Linked DNA regions of Mus musculus: region 1 is linked to region 2. A link is a loop called in an ENCODE intact Hi-C map of the cell type or tissue named here. Cell type or tissue: heart. All regions are shown on one strand. Links, peaks and the distances in the headings refer to the core of each region. The heading gives the core; the rest is flanking DNA.

Evidence for each region. Hi-C counts contacts between places; a loop is a spot of excess contacts. Peaks named below come from ENCODE experiments on the same cell type or tissue, not always from the same donor. Only the 100,000 strongest peaks of a DNase experiment are listed, where the experiment ranks them.
Region 1: it touches region 2 in a loop (2.3-fold over the local background); 1 of 42 quality-filtered maps calls a loop at or near these places.

Annotation. Positions count from the first base shown.
Region 1 is chr6:118,325,815-118,330,203 of GRCm38, forward strand. No RefSeq gene overlaps it. Among named protein-coding and RNA genes, the nearest start is that of Gm30498, 19 kb to the left of the region's middle. In heart, for the core only: a CTCF peak has its summit at 1,835 (motif pointing right); no DNase peak of the experiment used is centred there.
Region 2 is chr6:118,192,722-118,197,110 of GRCm38, forward strand. Ret (ret proto-oncogene) reads right to left here. Exons shown (of 19, transcript NM_001080780.1): 1 at 4,340-4,389. Among named protein-coding and RNA genes, the nearest start is that of Ret, 2.8 kb to the right of the region's middle. In heart, for the core only: a CTCF peak has its summit at 2,571 (motif pointing right); DNase peaks (open chromatin) are centred at 2,599, 3,658 and 4,250; H3K4me3 peaks cover 838 bases; H3K27ac peaks cover 192 bases; H3K27me3 peaks cover 3,929 bases.

The DNA.
Region 1 (4,389 bases), core at 149-4,148, 130 kb after region 2:
AAGGAATGTGAAGGAGCCTAGTACTGGGTAGGATCATAGACCGAGGCAGCTGTTCTGCCCCAGCACAGACAGCTTCTTGACTCTGTCCCAGAGACAACTGTGCAGGGACATAGCCTGGTTTCTTTAAGCCATGGAACCAGGCTTAAATGTGCAATCCATGTTTTAGTGCTAAGGAGTGGGGTTCAGTGAAGTCTACTCTAGACTCCACAAACAGATCCACAGCCTCCATACAGCATATCCTACAGAGGACTCCAGGACTTTATGTCCCAACAAGGCCACTGTCACAGTGAAGGGAGCCGGAAGAACCAGTGGAGTTGGCAGTGGAGCGGACCAAGAAACCAGAGAGGTCATTAACCTCTGGGAATAAGACAGATCTTTCAGAAACTTACTGCATAATTGTTTAAATTGCATAATTTGGAAACTTAAAAACTTTGGGTCATTCGGGATACTTCTTAATGATATAGTAGGTGGGCTGAGTATCTCTTATGCTGAATACCTGGACAAGATACAGAATTAATTTTCTAAAGTGCATTAAAGATTTAGGAAAGAGGAAGAGACTATTGAAACTTTGAAATGCAAGCCAAGATCTGTTAGCTCGAGGGAGCTTGCCAGAAGAGGTGAACTTGGATCGTTGAGTTTTGTGACTTCCTGATATACAGTGGACAGAAGTCCTGGCCCATGAATGACCCAGATTTCTGCAGGAAACCTGCTTGTGCCAAACTTGACATAAAAGGTACACTTGAAATAAATCTGCCTCCCCCAACAGCACCAAGGAAAATTGCCTGCCCTGGACCTCTCAGTTCAGAGGAGACAGGCAGTGAACACCATGATTAGATAGATGCCTCCTAGTCTCCATACAGGATGCTAGCCTTAGCCCACAAGATCAGGGGGGACATGCAGTGAACTCAAATGGGTCTCCATGTAGGATCCTAGCTTTAACTCATAAGATGTGGGTGGCCTGAAAACCGCAAGCTGGCAGTTTAATTTTCAGTGATGCCACTGGACACTTGGAAAATGAAAGACAATCCCTTCCCTGTGCTGGGGATCGCACCAGCTCTGCCTAAATACTGCACTACACCTCAGCCCATGAGGTATTCTCACTACCATATACTTGTGTTGTATACACTCTTTCCTGTTAATTTGTTTTATAGCCTGGTCTCACTATGTAGCCCAGGCTGGTCCTGAATTTATAGTCTTCCTGTTGAGCCTCCTGAGTGCTGCGATTATAGGCTTGAACCACCATACACAGCTTGTATTCTTCTATAAGTTTGCTGTGTCTGATGGTTTTTAAAATTGCCATTCTGAGTGTCTTAGATATATAGAACATCTTTTATATCAGCCATTTCACAATCCGTGAAAGAACCTACTACTTAGACTATGCAAAACTTTCAGGCAGTTTATCCCACGGTAATGGTCTTATTGCACGGCATATTAAGAATCCTACAAGGAAGCTGGGCGTGGTGGCGCACGCCTTTAATCCCAGCACTCAGGAGGCAGAGGCAGGCAGATATCTGAGTTCGAGGCCAACCTGGTCTACAAAGTGAGTTCCAGGACAGCCAGGACTATACAGAGAAACCCTGTCTCAAAAAACAAAAACAAACAAACAAACAAACAAACGAATCCTACAAGGTCCACCACACTGTCAACCTTACATTGCATGGGCCTATAACTCTACCCTCAACATATTCTGGTTTCCATTTTCTTTCCTTGCACATATGGCTACTGTACCGGACAGTAAACTTTCAGGCAGCCCCTTCATCATGATTGGAATGAGAAATGTTCCCCTTAAGCCCAAGTGTGTGAACCCTTGGTCCCCAGCAGGTGGCGCTGTTTGGAAGAGTCTTGGAACCTTTAGGAGGTGGTGCCTCAAGTGGAGGAAGTGAATCGCTAGGGGTGGGCCTGGAGTCTTCATAGTGGGGTCCCATTTCTGTTCACTCTCTGATTCCTAACGAAAGATGAAAGATGGAAATCAGACTCATGTCTGCATGGCACGCACTTTACTGACGGAGCCATCTCTTCATTCTGAAGAGAGTCAGACTAGGGTCAATGATGGACAGATGGGTGGACAGATGGTGGATAATAGATAGATAAACAGGTGGGAGATCTGAAAAGGACATGAGCATAGTGGTGATACACCCACCATGCAGAGCCTAGAGATAAATACTGAAGGCTTTGTTTTGCTTTGTATTTAGTTACTTTTAACTGAGCACTGATGTGTGGCTGAACACCCATCAGTGGCGTAGGCTGTCGAGTCCTATATATTGGATCATGTAGTGGATTCATTTTTACTTTTATGAGCATTCCCCACACTGAATCCCAGATGGGCTGATGAGTCTGTAATCCCACCAACAGTGGATGAGTGCTCTTTCTCCAAACTATCGTCAGCTTTGGTTATTGGTTCTTTTGCAATCATTCTGACTAGAGTGAGATGAAACCCCCAAGTTGTTTTGAGTTGGATTTTCCTGATTGCTAGGAACAATGAACATTTTTGAGATATTTCTTAGCCATTCTTTTCTTCTTTTGAGTACTCTCCATTCAGAGCCATAGCCCATTTTTCCAACTGGCTGTCTAGTTTTTTTACTCCTGCCTTTAAAGTTCTTAATATTTTCTGGATATTAAACCTGTCAGATACATAGCTAGCAAAATTCTCTCCTATTATGTGGGCTTCCTCTCTGCTTGATGGGTTGTTTCTTTAGCTGTGCAAAAGCCTTTTAGTTTTATGATCCCTACTTGTCAGTTGCTGGCTTCAATTTCTGGACACACGGAGCTCTATTCAGAAAGTCCTTTGCTACAGCTCTATCTTGTAGGGCAGTTGTTCTCAACCTTCCTCATGCTGTGACCCCTTTCTGAAGTTTCTCATGTTGTGATGATCTCAAGGATGAAGTCATTTTCATTGCTCCTTGATAACTGTAATATTGCTACTGTTATGAATCATAATGTAAATATCTAAACAATGACCAATGTGGCATGATATCTCTAAGACCACAGTAGTGGCATACTTATCTTGGTGATAAACAACAGCTCTCTAATTGGACTCTGGCCCATTCAACAAGATGGAGCTTGTGCCTGGTACTGGAAACCTGGCCAAGTATCTGGTGCTAGTGAATTCATGGGTATTAGAAGGGAACCTACAAGAGCCACTTAACTAAACAAGCATAACTTCTAACTACATGATAAATATGCCTAACCCACAAATATAGGTCTGACCCCTCATCAAAGGAAAGCCCCTTGCAATAGATGGAGACCATTACAGAAAACTACAGATCAAAATGCAGAGAGCAAACGACTCTGCAGTGCCCAGCCCCAAGTGGTACATTAACAATACAACTTCTGCATCTAGGGTTCAGGAATCATAGCAGAAGAGGGAACAGAAAGATTGTCAGAGCCAGAGGAATAGGAAGTTTGCTATGAGAATGTTTCCTAAAAATGTCAGAGAAGCTGCACCTATGGAGTTTCATAATTTTTGCCTAAACAAAACCTGAACAAGGCTGACACCAACTGACACACTTAACATGAAAGTGGAAGATATCCAGAAACCTCTACCTTAGGCAAAGAACTATAGTCCACTAAGGAATGCTGAGAGCAGGAGAAATAGTCTTCCCTAGGGAAGATCCCACAGAATTGGTTATCTAATACCAAGTCATGCCTGAAATCATATACATTCTAGTAACATAATATGAACTCAACAGGTTATATGCATATAATAGGAATGTGTGCAATAATAATTAAAAAGATAGTGGCCCTAGATTTGAGACAGACCAAGGAGATCGGAGTGCATCCAAATGGAGGGAGAAAAGAGAAAGGAATAAGGATGTAATTAGATTTTAATTTCAAAAAATAAAAATTTATTTGGGATGACAGAGGGAAAAGTACAATTATAAAATCTAGAATTAAGTAACATAATGAATAAAGTAAATTATTTTTTTTAACTTCACAGTTTTTAAGTTTTGAGACTGTCATACATGTATACAATGAAATATGGTCATCTATCAGTCCCCAGTTTCCTCTCTCCAGTTCTCTGTGAATTTCTTCCCAACATGTTCCCCTCCCAGCTTCACGCCCCCCCCTTTTTTTCTTTTGTAAACCCTAAGTCCCACCAGTGCTGCCCACATGTGCACAGGTTTGGGGCTATGCACTGGAACCAAGGTAACTTACCAATAGCTATACCCTCAAATAAGAATGATTATCCACTCGCCAGCACCTATCAGTAGCTCTTTAGTAAGAGAGGGGCCTCCAGACCTCCTCCCCTACTCCAGGACTTTGACTGGCTTCATCTTGCTCAGGTCTTGTGCAGGTAAGCACAGCTGCCGTGAGCTCATGAATTAAACACCTGTGTCACGTCCATTAGTCAGCATTTCCTGGCACTTCTCCCCGTCCTGTGGCTCCTAT
Region 2 (4,389 bases), core at 321-4,320:
GAAGGTAGGTGATGGGGGAGGCAACAGCTGGGCAAACAAGGAGGAAGAAGGTGCCGGCCACAAGAGCTCTCTAGGATCTTTCGACCTGTCAGGAGAGGATCTAGTGTTGTCTGAGAGGAGCTGGAGCACAGCCTCATCGGATTCCTTGGACAAAAAGTCCTGGATGCTTTTATGAATGGGGGCAGCCTGGAGTCAGCTGTACCAGCTCATCAGCTTCCTAGGGTGAAACACCCCCATACCAGAGGGTACAGAAGACATTCCTCACAGACCAGAGAGGCAGTGCCCTCCCCCCCCCCCCGTGACATCACTTCCTCTGTGGTCCATGCCCAGGGCTCTCTGCCAAGCACCCCATTCCTTGTTTCCTTGTCTTGCTTCCAAGCCGCTTGTCTCTAAAGGAACCATACCCCCTCCCCCTCCCTCTCTCTCCGTAACTATTAGGTGTGTCTTTTGCTGTTAGTTCCTCCTTGCAAAGCAATACTCAAGGCTCTTTTTGATGAGTACTATCAAGTCATTCATACAGAAAAATAATGGGGAAGGAGGGAAAGAGGGAAGCAGAGCTGATGGAAGAGGACTGAAGGGAGAGACCGGCAGCCAGGCAAGCGCCAGACTTAACCTAGAAGTGTGCATGTGCGTGCATGAAAACACACACACACACACACACACACACACACACACACACACACACCATCCCTCCACAGTACACTTATGGCCACTCATCCAGAAGCAAAGAATTACTGAGTAAGTATAGGCTGCACTCCTAGCCAGCACTGCCCCGTCTCCTGGGCACACAGTGGGCGTTTGCTTTTATCGGTCATTCCCAGTGCCCTAGGGAAGTGGATTCCATCTGGATGAGGGCACACGGTTGTGCCTCTCCCCTAGCATGACACCATGATGAAAGGAAGGCACTTCCTTCAGACACGGTGCAAAGGACAGTCCTTGGGTGTCTTGTCCCTACCAGCCCTCTGACTATACACACAACGTCTTATAATGCCTAGAGCACACAGGTTCCCTCTCTGGGACAGCTCTGACAGAGACAGGCCTAATGTTCATTCCTAGCCCAGGAGACTCCCAGGGTCAGCCAGTCAGCAAGGGCAAAAACATCTCACTGAGAACTCTGCTCAGACCCACAAAGGCTCAGGCTTTGTGTCTGTGGGCAGTGCTCTATGTCACATGTCACTCCTAGTTCTGGTCCAGCCTTTCTCCAGAGCACCTGCTGTCATACATGAGTGACCTGCTGTGGTGTGACCGGCAGGAACATTGTCCTCTCCCAGATCGCTCTTCATCTCTACTCCTGGTACCAAGCTCTCACTGGCTTTGCTAAACACAAGAGACCTGGACCCGGGGAGTCCTTAGCTTTCCATGAGCTCCAGAATCTATAGATTTGGTGAACCTCAGTTTGTTCACCTGCGAAATGGGAAAATAAGACCACAAACCTTACAGGGTTATCAACAGTATGGCAGGGGAAGCTGCTGCTAGTGTTAGCAGGAGAGGGGATCAACAGAGTCTTTTGCCAGCAGAGGATCCCAAGGGAGGTAGCAGCTTCCAGCTATCCTTTCCTTTCCTATCCAGGCTCCATTTCTACAGATACTATAATTTTTAATTAGTTTTCTCCTCCCCTGGCTAAAAGGCCATTAGCACCCCATTAGGTGAATACATCCCACTTTCTTCACACCACCAAGGAAACAAGTCATTTACTTAGCCCATTCCTAAAGCAATTCTACAAAATAAAGGCAATCTAGTGAATGGGCTCAGTCACTTCCCTACATGCTGTCTGCTCTCAGGCCCCACCCTCAGGACTCCCTGGCTGGCCCAGCCCTGAGAATGGGCTCAACAGCTCAGGGGAAGAGACAAAGAAGGGCCGGGATAACCCTGGGGAACCAGGACAAATCTCCAGGATCCCCTGAGCTCAGTAAGGGAAGGAAGGAAGGGAGAAACAAAGAGGGGAAGCAGGGAGGACCAGACCTCAGTGCTCACTCACAAGGAAAGCTCTGGGTGATGTCGACCGATTATGGCTCCCCTCACACTTACACAGAAGGGTTGTCCAGAAAGGGCCCCTCCATGACTGACCCTTTGGTTCTCACAGCTAGAGATACTAAGCAAGATGCCAATCCAAGAGGATGGGGGACAGGAGTCTTGACAAGTAGTTGGGAGTGGAGGGGGGCCAGGAGCCCCGGGACATGTAGGGGAGACCAAGATACTGTGATTCAGTCTCCTCATCCACTTAGTCAAGTTGTGTCTGTATGGAGCAGCAAAAAGTCCAGAAAATGTTAACAGAAGGAGGTTGTCAATCTCTACTTCCAGGACACTGGGCCCGACAGCGATGGGAAATGCGTGACACAGTTCTATGTCCATGTGGGGTGTTTGGAAGAGGGTGAGAAGGGAGCCAGGCCATTCTTATCCACAGGTCTCTTGAGCATGAGCTTGTGAGCAAGAGTGGGAGCATGGATGAGTAACTTGAAATCAGAGTATGGCGAGTCTCGTTAACAAGGCTCCCTTACTTCTACAGACCCACTCAAAACCCACTCAAAACCGTGGGCATCAGGCCCAGCCACTAGAGCACTGTATCCACAAGAGGGCACCGGAGGCCACGCTGTTCCCAATCCTTCTATTGAGGAACCGCACCCGAGCTCTCTAGTGGCAGTTTGGAGATCAGTGAATGTCACAACAGCTGCACCAGAGTCCAGGTTAGAGGGCTTCTCCAAAACCCCCATCACTTCTTCCTGGGTATGAGGCTGCTGTGGCCCTCTCTGGACCTCTATCGTGGATTCTTGGCCATCCAGAAGGGGGTGGGTTTAAAACCTCATAGTCCTGGATTCTATAAGCTGTCTGTGGCCACCTGATTCTGAGCCAGAGGTTTCACATAGAAATCTCCCTCTCTGCCTGCCACATGCCACAGGCCAGACCCTTGAGGTGGGTCCCTTACACGGCTGGGGACCTCACTAGATTCAGGGTTAGGTGGGTGGAGGGAAGTTGCTCAACACATGTCTTCCTGGTTTACTCCTGACTACATACCTGCACCTGTGAAGTTTAAACCCAATGACACAGAGCAGCTACACAATGTTAAGCTCTGTATTTTGCTACACAGCCTTGGAGCCTATGACCCTCTGCAGCACTGTGCCCCACAGCACCTTAGGACCCAGGAACAGACACTCCAATCTGCCCCCCCCCCCAGAACGATAAGGTCTTTATCTTTTCCCCTCTCCATACTTCTCTGCGGTACTTGGAAGGCCTGCAAATGCAGTCCTGGGCTGGTCTGTGAACCCAGTACACGACTCTGAGCTAGAGGCAAGATGAACAGTCTTGCCTATTTCCAAAGGTTGCAAACCTTTTGTAAGTAATGGGAGTGGGTGGCCTGGGCTCAATTCTGTTATCAGAGGGAAACTTGGTACAAATATTTTCCAGAGGGAACCAAGTTAGGGTAGATTGAAGGACAGTAAAATGTGCAGCCAACCGGGTCAATATCCTGTATCCTTGTGGTTCATTTGGTCAGGGTATAGGAGCGAGGGCAGTGACCAGCCTTTGAAAGGCCACACCTAATGAGGGGCGCCTATGTGTGCTGTCCATGATGCTGGCAGCCCATCACCACACTCCCGAGTGGCAGGGCCCAAAGCTCTGGGTAACTAAATGTCAGCCCTGGACCCTATTATGCCTCCAAAAGACACATTTTCATGTGCTCCAGCGGAATAGCATGTGACACAGGACTCCCAACTGTGGGGCAGAGCTCAGAGCTCTCGGCGAAGACACGCGGGGACGGGGGGGGGGCGGGGGGGGAGAGACCACAGGCTTTTAGGTTTTTAAAGATCAGGGCGGCAAAAACACACACAGGAAAAATAACCTTTACTAAAGATTGCCTCAGCGCCCTTCAGCCAGACGAATGGAGCTACAGCAAGTGCAGAATTGAAACGCGAAAAGAAAATCTGGGCGCTGCAGTCTCCAAGCGCTGGCTCAAGTCGTGGGCTTCCCAGGGCTGCCTACCCTGTCCGCTCGCAGCTGCTCCCCAAAGGCGACAAGATCTGTCCGCTTCGCTCGGGCACACGGCCGGCCGCGGCTGGAAAAGCGACCAGCTTGGGATGTTCAGCTGCGGCTTTGGCGGAGCAGTCTACTCTGCCCGGCTCGCAACTCGCACGGACCCAAGGCGAGCCGAGCCCCGCCCAGCCGGTGGCCCAAGCGCAGCAGCTAGCCGCAGCGACCCGGTTCCCAGACCCGGAGGCCCGCCAGCCGCGCAGCCGGCCGGTGACAGCCAATGTAAGCGCGCTTCTGCGCGCGTCAGCTTCCCGGCTCGGCGCGCAGCGCTAACTTCACCCCGGCCCCTACCGTCCCAGCCGCCCGTAGGACTCACCTTCTCCTAGCAGCGGCAGGAGCAAAATCAGCTTCAGCCCCAGCCCTGCG